2 separate regions of the Mus musculus genome follow, and region 2 is linked to region 1. Evidence: chromatin contacts called from ENCODE Hi-C or POLR2A ChIA-PET data. All regions are on one chromosome and are shown on one strand. The core of a region is the stretch at or near the end of the contact, and the rest is flanking DNA. Distances in the headings are between cores, read along the strand shown.

The links. A loop is a pair of places that touch in the nucleus more often than their neighbours do. ChIA-PET counts read pairs that join two places held with the same protein, here RNA polymerase II (POLR2A).
Region 2: a loop to region 1 is called in a map of T-helper 2 cell, with 3 times the contacts of the local background. The contact joins the promoter of Gadd45b here to the promoter of Atp5d in region 1. A Hi-C loop is called at or near these places in 1 of 37 maps with a recorded cell type or tissue (T-helper 2 cell). POLR2A ChIA-PET finds 5 or more read pairs at or near these places in 1 of 5 experiments (Patski).

Annotation. Positions count from the first base shown.
Region 1 is chr10:80,139,771-80,145,038 of GRCm38, forward strand. Atp5d (ATP synthase, H+ transporting, mitochondrial F1 complex, delta subunit) reads left to right here and starts at 2,545. Exons shown (of 4, transcript NM_025313.2): 1 at 2,545-2,836; 2 at 4,062-4,215. The coding sequence starts at 2,696. It also overlaps a transcript of Cbarp not described here.
Region 2 is chr10:80,927,098-80,932,365 of GRCm38, forward strand. It overlaps Gadd45b (growth arrest and DNA-damage-inducible 45 beta), which reads left to right and starts at 2,994. Exons shown (of 4, transcript NM_008655.1): 1 at 2,994-3,262; 2 at 3,351-3,452; 3 at 3,932-4,154; 4 at 4,436-5,107. The coding sequence starts at 3,219. The coding sequence ends at 4,549.

The sequences.
Region 1 (5,268 bases), core at 1,295-3,794:
TGTGATGGTCCCGCACACCTGCATTTGTAAGGTGAAATCAAGTGGATCAGGAGCGCAAGGTCAACCTCAGCTACACAGAATTCTAGGCCAGCCTGAGCAGCACAAGACCCCTTCTCAAACAAGAGAACTGTAGTGAAAGAGCTGAGCAAACTAAGGTACCTGCGGCCGAGCCCAAGCAGCCATGTTTCATCCCTCAGTCCCGAATAGGAAAGGAAGAGTGCCTCCCCTCACAAGTTGTCCTTTGACACCCAAAGATTTGCTATCCCCTTGCCCACTAACTAAATGAATGTAATAACATTTAAACTTGCATCCATAGAGGTCTGTTATGGAATGATCCATACCTTATAACTCCTTCCACTTGCAGACAGTTCTCTTCCCGGTGGTGCCTGGGTTCGAACCCAGGGTCAGTCTCATTATAAGAGCCTATGCACCAGGCGTGGTGGGGCACGCCTTTAATCCTAGCACTGCGGAAGCAGATGCAGGTGGATCTCTGAGTTCGAGGCCAGCCTGGTCTACAGAGTGAGTTCCAGGACAGCCAGGGCTACACAGAGAAACCCTGTCTCGAAAAACCAAAAAAAAAAAAAAAGAGCCTATGCTCCCAGACCATACCTGCTTATTCCCTGCTTGGCCACACAGTCAAATAAGTGTCATCATGAAGGTGGGTCGCTTACACTGACTTCCAGGACACCATCCTCCTTTTCATTTCAGTGAAGGGGATTAATCCACAGACCCGAGGCTGGCCTGCACTACCAGGATAGACTTCCGAACCCAACCAGGTTGGTCTCAAGCTCATGAGTGTGTCAGAACACATGGATTTTCCAAATACTAAATATTCTGGGGGGGGGGGTCGTGAATTTACATGCCTTTGAAGGTCAGAGGAGGATGTCAGATCTTCTGAAGCTACAGGCAACTGTTAGCTGTCCCCCATGGGCACTGAGAATGAAGCACACGTCTCTTGGAAGAACAGTGCTCGTTGCTGATCTCTGAACTATCTCTCCAGCACCCTAGGTTTAGTTTTTAGAAGACTTGTCTGGTAAGGCACAGTGGCCATGGGGGTAGGAAGAGGACACTCACCACCGGACAAGCATGATCTTTCTAGCGTTGAGTTCTTACTTCATGGAGCATTTGAGTAGATATGGGATCCTGGGACGGGTATGGGTGTGTGTGTGTGTGTGTGTGTGTGTGTGTGTGTGTGTGTGTGTGTGCGCGCGCGCGTGTGTATCTGTTTAAGAGCTGGAGTAGGGAAGGGAATGGGGTTTCTAGCTGCCCACTGCCCAGGGAAACTGTCCAGATTATAGAGACTGGGAACTAGGTGTCTCTCATAGAGATTGATTAAGGCCAGGACTGCTGGCTTTTGAGCAGGTCTGCGTGCCAGAGTCTCTAGTTAGTAGAATAAGTTTGTAGTCTAGCTTGTAGTCTTGCATCTGCCAGGCTCTGGTTCAAGGGTGACCACGACCCTCTAGCTGCCAGCTGCTCCTCTAAGATCCAACAAAGCTAATGGCTTTCCTTCTGTTTGCCCCATCAAGCCTATGCCTGCATTTTCTGTGAACCTACGTGGTGGGGCATGGGGACCAAGAGCTGAGCGGAGGCCGGAACCTGCGTGAGTGCGGGGGCAGGGTGATGACGTCATGACCGAGAGCGAGGCTGCGCGGACAAGACTGGCGTCAGTGGGGCCCCTTGGCCGCCTGCGCACGGGCTCCTGCGTCAGTGGCACGCAGGGGCGGAGGCCCGCAGGGAGGGGACTGCGGAGAAGAGCGAGTACATCTCCAGGTTTCGCGCGCCCTCTGCCGCCATCCGGTGCACTTCTTTCCTGGCACGACCTCTCCCCAGCACGCACCGCAGCGGGCATCATGAAATTTAATTATTTATTTAGCAGCTTCTCATGATGTAGTCCTGGTTGGTCTCAAACTCATGGAGCCCCGCTTGAGTCTTCCTCCGGGGAGTTGGGATTAACTGCGCCTGGCATATGCATATATATATATGTGTGTGTGTGTGTGTGTGTGTGTGTGTGTGTGTGTGTGTTTCGAGATAGGATTTTTCTGTATAATCCTGGCTGTTGGCTGTCCTGGAACTCACTCTGTAGACCAGGCTGGTCTCAAACTCAGAAAGCCGCCTGCCTCTGCCTCCCAAGTGCTGGGAATAAAGGCACGCGCCACCACTGCCCATCTATATTTGATGCACTTTTGGAAATAGGTTGTTCCGAGTGCGGGGATTGCAAGAGTGTGTCACCGCACTCTACATTTTAATTCTTCTGTTCCAACACGTTACAGGTTTGCTTCTTCTGGGCCTCGAATGCTTGGCACCTGATATCAAGCCCATATCATTTCCGCGCAAACATTCCCCTCCTGAGGGAATATGTTCGTTTGCAGAAAGAACCGCATCCCAAGAACCCAGAGTCGTTTGCTGTTAGAAGGCGAAGAAAACTACAATTCCCAGAATGACCCACCCGGCATAGGAGGATCCCACTTCTAGGCATCACTGCAAGGGGTGGGGCCAAGGGAAAGTATACCTCCCAGAATGCTCAGCGCGTACTGCATCGCGCAGCCTTCGGAGAATCCTGTGCGCGTGCGTTCTTGTGGGAACTGCGCCTCCCAGAAGGCACCGCGCGTCGTCCTTCTCCCTCCCTGAAGGCCGCCTCGCTTGCCCAGTGTGTCGGCCGCCCGCGAAGCTAGAGTCCACTGACTTTTCCGCCACCATGTTGCCCGCCTCACTGCTTCGTCACCCGGGCCTGCGCCGCCTGATGCTTCAGGCGCGTACATACGCCGAGGCCGCCGCTGCACCTGCCCCCGCCGCCGGGCCCGGACAGATGTCCTTCACCTTTGCCTCCCCGACGCAGGTACGAACTCACATCCCCCAGACTCGTCAAGCCCCTGATCTGACCCGTGGAAGAGGTTCTCTTGTATTAGGTCATTTGTTTCATCCCCATGGGGCCCTGTGAACCTCCCCCCACCCCAGACCTCACCCCTGGATGGGGTCACCTGGACCCAGGGCTCGACCTCAGTGTTCACTGAAACTTCATGCTCCACCCCTAAGGGCGTCACCTGGACATAAGACTCCACCCTCTGGGAGGTGGATCACCTATATCTGGAACCCAGATTTTGCCTTCACAAACCCTTCTGTTTTGGGGTGTTCTAGGCTCTACACCTTGGTGGTGGTCACTCAGGCCCTGTCCTTGGGTGTTGTACCCGAGATTGATATGAACCCCAGGCTCTACTCAAGGCTTAGGTGGTGTCACTTGGAGCTAGGATGAACAATGGAGCACAGAGCAATGCCTTTGGGTTTTACATGGCTCACAGTTTCTACCCGTGGGGGATTCCCCAAGTCCCCAAGCTGTTGCCCAGATAGGGGTCACCAGTACCCAGACCTGGAGCTCTTGGAAATTGCCTGGACCCAGATCCTGAAGGAGATTTGGACTCAGAACAGAAGCCTGGCCACTGTTGGGGTCACCTGGGATTGACCGAAGCTCCTCATCCTGTTGGGTTTGCCTGGACCAAATATCCTTTTTTTTTTTTTTCTTTAAAGATTTACTTATTTATTGTATGTAAGTAAACTGTTTGTTTTCAGACAAACCAGAAGAGGGCATCAGTTCTCATTATGGGTGGTTGTGAGCCACCATGTGGTTGCTGAGATTTGAACTCAGGACCTTCGGAAGTGCTCTTACCCACTGAGCCATCTCTCCAGCCCTGGACCTAATATCCTTAATTGGATAGACCTTAGCCAAGGTTTTACCAACTTACAGCCATGCTATTTGTAAGCCTGGGTTGGTTTTACACTTTTGACTACCTCATAGCAACTTCCTGAGTGGTTGTGAGACAGCCTTTGGGTTTCTCAGAAACCCCATACCAGGGGCTGGATCAGCACGCTGCACTACACTGCATTGCCCTCTGTTTCAGTCACCTCTTCTAGACACTCTTTTAGACATAGACATTTCACAGGTGAGCAAGCTGAGTCTAATGTCAGCTCTTGGTAGTGTCTGTGTCCCATCAGAATTCCATCCTCTCTGTGCCCACTGTACAGCAGGCATGGGATAATGCCTACCCCATGGTGTACACTCTCTGCAGGTGTTCTTTGACAGTGCCAACGTCAAGCAAGTGGACGTGCCTACGCTGACTGGAGCCTTTGGCATCTTGGCATCCCATGTCCCCACACTACAGGTCCTACGGCCTGGGCTGGTAGTGGTTCACACAGAAGACGGCACCACGACTAAGTACTTTGGTGAGTGTGGCCCAGGATGCATAGACGTTCAGGTTTGAGAAGGGCAGGGAGAAAGCAAAGGGAAGAAGCTTGCCCAGCCTGCCATGACAAAGATGTGGTCATCTGGGGCACAGAGTAAAGCCAGCAGCTGACCTCGCCATAGCTGGGCAGGAAGACATGGAGAAATGACGGTTGAGGAGCTAAGCCTTTAGGGTAAGATAGCCTTGGTGTAGGAGGGAGCCGGTCTGAAGGACCCACGTTTCCGGGTTGGACTTCCATCTTGCCCCTTCTCCAGATGAAGGGGTGTGTCTTGTCTTCTCTCATATCTCATTATTTAACAATACCCACGATGGAACCCAGGGCCTGGAGCTTTCTAGGCAGGGGATACAGCCCATGGTCATCGCTGGGGGATTCCAGCCGAGGGCTCCGGGCTCCGTCCACGAGTCAGGCCCCCACACACTGTTGTTCTGTATGGTTATGTTTGGGCAAGTACCAGAGCAGGCGTGGCGGTGAAGGTGGGAAGGATGTGTGCACACATGTGACGGAAGGACATTGGTGGCACCCTCCTTCATAAGCTCTTTCTGTCTTTGTTCCTTTGAGATGGGCAGAACCTGAGTTTGCCACATTCTTAGCGAGGCAGGCTGGCCAGTGAGCCACAGACACTCTCCTGCCCTACTCCTCACCATTAGGATTGGCTTCCCGCAAACTCTGCTCCTTCTCTCTGCACAGTGGGTACTCTCTCTGCACTGGCTCTGGGGCCCTTCAGTTTCCTTTTCGGTTTGCTTTCTGATTTTAAAGCAGTGTTTCCTTAGCCATGCTGACTTTGAATTTCTGATCCTCCACCTCCTGGGTGATAGGGGTGACAGGTTTATGTTGGCATACCCAGTTTCTGCCTTGCTGAGGGTTGAACCCAGGATCTTGCACATGCCAGGCAAACACAGTACCCACCGAGCCTCAGTCCTGGCTCCTCTTTTACACTTAGTTTGAGGGAAGACCTCTCTGTGTTGTCTTGAGTGGCTTTGAACTGGCAGTCCCCTACCTCAGCCTCCCCAGGGGGCTAGGCGACAGGTGTGC
Region 2 (5,268 bases), core at 1,744-4,243, 790 kb after region 1:
AGTAGATAGGGCTCTGGCCTAGTGTATCCAAGGGCCCCAGAGCATGGTATAAATCAGCTGTGGGGGCCCATGTAACTCACGACAGCAGGATTGTCAGGGGCTCACACAGTTAAGTAAGGTCAGCCTGGGCTACATGAGATTCAGTCTCAAAAAAGAAAAAAATGCTCTGGGATCCCTCCAGGAGTCTAGGCCCTTCCTGGTGGCCTCCTGACCACAGCCAAAGCATCTCCTCTCAGGAGCTCCAGCCTTTGTCTTGGCAGTTCCCACGCCCCCGACCCTATTTCCGGTTTTGTTGTGAGAGTCCTGTAGTGCCCTGCCCCAACAGACCCTCCCCTCCTCCTGACCTTTCCTTTCTCTGTCTAGCCCAGCTCCAACTCAGGGTGTCTTTCTAGAAGTAAGGCCTCTGGGATTTTGGTTGTGTTTTAATCATTCCTTTTGACTTTCTATGTGCATTGGTGTTTTGCCTGTATGCATGTCTGTGTGAGGGTGTCTGGTCCCCTGAAATTGGAGTTACGGATGGTTGTGAGCTGCCATATTGAACCCTGTTCCTCTGGAAGAGCAGCTAGTGCTCTTAATCTCTGAGCCATTTCTCTGCCCCTGCTGTTTGTTTTGCTTTGTCTTGTTTTGGTTTCGTTTCGTTTTGGTTTTTCGAGACAGGGTTTCTCTGTGTAGCCCTGGCTGTCCTGGAACTCACTCTGTAGCCCAGGCTGGCCTCGAACTCAGAAATTCGCCTGCCTCTGCCTCCCAAGTGCTGGGATTGAAGGCGTGTGCCACCACTGCCTGGCAACAACCAGTGTTCTTTAAGGCTGAGACATCTCTCTAGCCCCACCCCCAGGTTTAAAACAGGGTCTCATTTAGCCCAGGCTAGTCTCAAACTCACTACATAGCCCTGGATGATCCTGACCTACTGACTGATCTTCCGGTCTCTTCCTTCCTAGGGCTGGGATGACAAATGTGTACCACCATAGGGTTCGTGTGGTACAGGGGTGGAAAACAGCGCCTCACACATGCTCAGTACGTGCTCTGCCATTGAACCATTGCTACAGTCCAGCAGCCAATTTAGACTATTAAAATACACATCTAGTAAAGTTTACTTATTTGTGTGTGAGGACACAGTACACTTTGGAGTAGGTACGGAGATCAGAAGACAATTCGCAGGAGTCAGCTCGAACCCTCCATCCTGTGGAGGATGTCTTGCCCTTCATGTTTGATATTTAAAATACTGTATGTATAGATTATTCCAGGTTGGGCTATAGCGGTATGTAGATATTGGTGATGAGCTTGCTAGGCATCACGAAGTCCTGGATTCATCACCAGCATCGAAAAAAAAATTAATAAAAAAAAAATCGCTGGGCAGTGGTGGCCCACGCCTTTAATCCCAGCAAGCACTAGGGAGGCAGAGGCAGGCGGATCTCTTGAGTTCGAGGCCAGCCTGGTCTACAGAGTGAGTTCCAGGACAGTCAGGGCTATACAGAGAAATCTGTCTCAAAAAAAAAAAAAAAAAAAAAATCATTCCAAGTGTTCTCTCCCCCTCCCTTTCCGGAAGCTGCGTGAGCAGAGACCTCATGAGGCCACCAGGTGTCGCCGCCGCGCCTCTCACGCCAGGGACATTTCGCATGCTGGGTGGGTGGCGCGGAGGAAGCAGGATGCGTCACCAGACCCGGGATCGGGGGATCCGGGGATCCGGGGAACCGAGCCGCGCGGCCGAGGCCAGGACCCAGGCTGGCGGAGGAGGCGACTCAGGGTGATTCACCGGGAGCCCCCGTGCACCGTGGGAGAATCCCACGCGGGTCTATCTGCCTCGCTCGTGTCCTTGCTGTCGACTACCAGCCCTCAAGCTGTGGCTTGGAACGCCCTTGGAAGCCTCAGTTTCCATTTTGCATAATGCAGATATCAATTCCTTTGCCTGACAAATCTTGGAAAGATAAATGACACGCGTGGAAGAAGGGGCTTGTGCTTCATGCTACGCACTACAAAAATGCCAGGGACATAAGAGCGGCTGCCTTTCAGTCACCTCTCCCCGGGTCAGTACCCTTCGGGTTTTGCCACTTGGCTTCCCCCTCAGGGGTTAAGTGTGGCGAATCGATCTGAGGATAGACGGTGAGGCAGCCGGCAGGGGGCAGGGTCACTCCGCAGAGCGTCTGGAGGGCTCTTCACCTGCGCCTCCCGTGCACACGTGAAATTCTCGGGGTGCCGGGAGGAGGGAGAAAGGGTTCCGGATCTCTCCCCCTGCGATCCCTTAGTGCTCTGCAGCCAGGACCCCTGGGGCACCGCCAAGCCACCTACCACGACCACTAGGAAGCTTCCTGTGTGCCTCTCCTCCCGCGACCCTGGCCTTAGAGGGCTGAGCGTTCTCAAAGCACCTTCGTGCTGGCGATGCTAGGGTGCCTTGGTAGTTCTCACTTTGGGGAGAGGATCCCACCGTCCTCAAACTTACCAAACGTTTACTGTATACCCTAGACGTTATTTAAACACTCTCCAACTCTACAAGGCCGGCAGAACACTTAGTAAGCCTCCTGGCGCATGCACATCCCTTCTTTCAGAGCTTGGGAAAGGCTAGGGACTCTCCGGGGACAGCGAGGGGATTCCAGACAGCCCTCCCCGAAAGTTCAGGCCAGCCTCTCGCGCTGGAAACCCCGCGCGCGGCCTGCGTAGCGCGGCTGCCGGGAAATCAGGAGAGAAACTTCTGTGGTTTTTTTTTTTTTTTTTTTTTTTTTTTTTTTCTCTCTAGAGCTCTCTCTCTAGAGCTCTCTGGCTTTTCTAGCTGTCGCCGCTGCTGGCGTTCACGCTCCTCCCAGCCCTGACCCCCACGTGGGGCCGCCGGAGCTCCGAGCTCCGCCCTTTCCATCTCCAGCCAATCTCAGCGCGGGATACTCGGCCCTTTGTGCATCTACCAATGGGTGGAAAGCGCATGCCTCCAGTGGCCACGCCTCCACCCGGGAAGTCATATAAACCGCTCGCAGCGCCCGCGCGCTCACTCCGCAGCAACCCTGGGTCTGCGTTCATCTCTGTCTTCTTGGATTAATTTCGAGGGGGATTTTGCAATCTTCTTTTTACCCCTACTTTTTTCTTGGGAAGGGAAGTCCCACCGCCTCCGGAAGGCCTCCGACACTTCTGGTCGCACGGGAAGGTTTTTTTGCCTCTTGGGTTCGTATCTGGACTTGTACTTTGCTCTTGGGGATCTTCCGTGGGGGTCCGCTGTGGAGTGTGACTGCATCATGACCCTGGAAGAGCTGGTGGCGAGCGACAACGCGGTTCAGAAGTGAGTACAACAGAGGCTGAGGTCTTCTCGCCCGCCGCCTGAGGTCTGCGGGGCTGTCATCGGCTAATCTCCCCATTTGGCCTTTTAGGATGCAGGCGGTGACTGCCGCGGTGGAGCAGCTGCTGGTGGCCGCGCAGCGTCAGGATCGCCTCACCGTGGGGGTGTACGAGGCGGCCAAACTGATGAATGTGTGAGTCAGCACCCCCCTTTCTCGGGCGTGGGTGGGGGCGCCCCTCTGATGCACGCGCGCTCCAACATCCCTATAGGGCTCGGGGCTTTGGGGGACTTTCCCAGCGCTCTCGGTTTTGGGGAGTGGAGGGCGACATTTCTCAGAGAATTTTTTTTGGGGAGGAGGAAAGAGAGTCGCTGCAGAACCCTGACTTCGCAAGTTTGAGGTTTTGTGTTTTTTGTTTTGACAAGGCAACCCCAGTAACTTTGGACTATGTGCTTCCTCCCCCACCGCCATCAGTATTTGCATAGTCGGCCACCCCAGCACCCGTGCAGTACTGCGGCTGGGGGGCTGTTCTTATATACACTCCTGATGCACGATGGGTCTTGTCCACCCTTCCCGCCTGCGGTTCCTGGAGCTCATATCCCCCTATCCCACCCCGTGCACGGTGACACCCGCTCCTGGTCTGACGACCCCCTGACACTCCTTCTCTCCTGCAGGGACCCCGACAGCGTGGTCTTGTGCCTCCTGGCCATAGACGAAGAAGAGGAGGATGATATCGCTCTGCAGATTCACTTCACCCTGATCCAGTCGTTCTGCTGCGACAATGACATTGACATCGTCCGGGTATCAGGCATGCAGAGGCTGGCGCAGCTCCTGGGGGAGCCGGCGGAGACATTGGGCACAACCGAAGCCCGAGACCTGCACTGCCTCCTGGTCACGGTGAGCCCTCCCCCCCCCCACGTCTCTGTCTCTCTCTCTCCCCGCCCCACCCACCCGTCCTGGTCACCTGGGTCCCGTGTTTGTCAACATAGCTGGGCTGGCTGGTCCAGCACCAGCTCAGTGCCCAGCCATGCTTGGCATGTCCCGTGGGCTGCCTAGTCACCCTGGCAGCTATTTTGAGCCAGCCTGTTTTTCCCCAGTAGGGCCCCTGGCGCTGAACAGAGGCTCCCTACCTAACTCCTAGAACTCCCACTAAACCCTTCTTTTTCTCCCTCCAACAGAACTGTCATACAGATTCCTGGAAAAGCCAAGGCTTGGTGGAGGTGGCCAGTTACTGTGAAGAGAGCAGAGGCAATAACCAATGGGTCCCCTATATCTCTCTAGAGGAACGCTGAGACCCACTCCAAACATCTAAAGCAACTGTCGAGTTGCTGTCCCCTAAAAAAAGTAAATAAAATACATATTTGACAGCCCCCTCATCCCCCAGAACAATCCCTCAAAGGCTACCCTACCCGTGATACCTTCTGGGAGGGGCGGAGTCACCGAGACTGAGATGAGGAGAGGGGCACGTGCGCCCGCCCGCCCTCTGGGCTGTGGAGCCAGGAGCAGCACCACAGGTGGTCGCCGAGGTCGGAAGGAGGGCACCTCAGGCAAGAGGAGACTGAGACTTTAGAGCCAAGGCCTGGCAGTCCTGCAGCCAGCCTCTGCTCGCAGCCGCAGACGGTCTGGACACCGCCGCAGGGGTGGGGTGAGGCGTCCCCCACCCTGCGGGACAGTGAACTGTGCATAAGTCAGCGGAGGGCGACGACCCTCGCCGCGGGACCCGGGACTCGAGCCCGGGACTTCGCAGCTACAGCACATCTATTTTTAATATTGTGCTGAGCAAGACAGATCGCTTGCATATTTTTAAAAATTTCTACTACAGAGACATTCCAATAAACTCGTTAAGCCTTCGTGTTCTCGTTGTATTTTACCCCCGCTCCCACCGGCCCCTTCTGCCTACCCTGTGTCGCGCCATGGGCCACCAACCCTTGTTAGGAGCTCTGAGCTCAGCAGCTCTAGACGCTGCTGCCGTCTGCTGTAGGCGCCACCACCCAACTCCAGCTTCATAGCA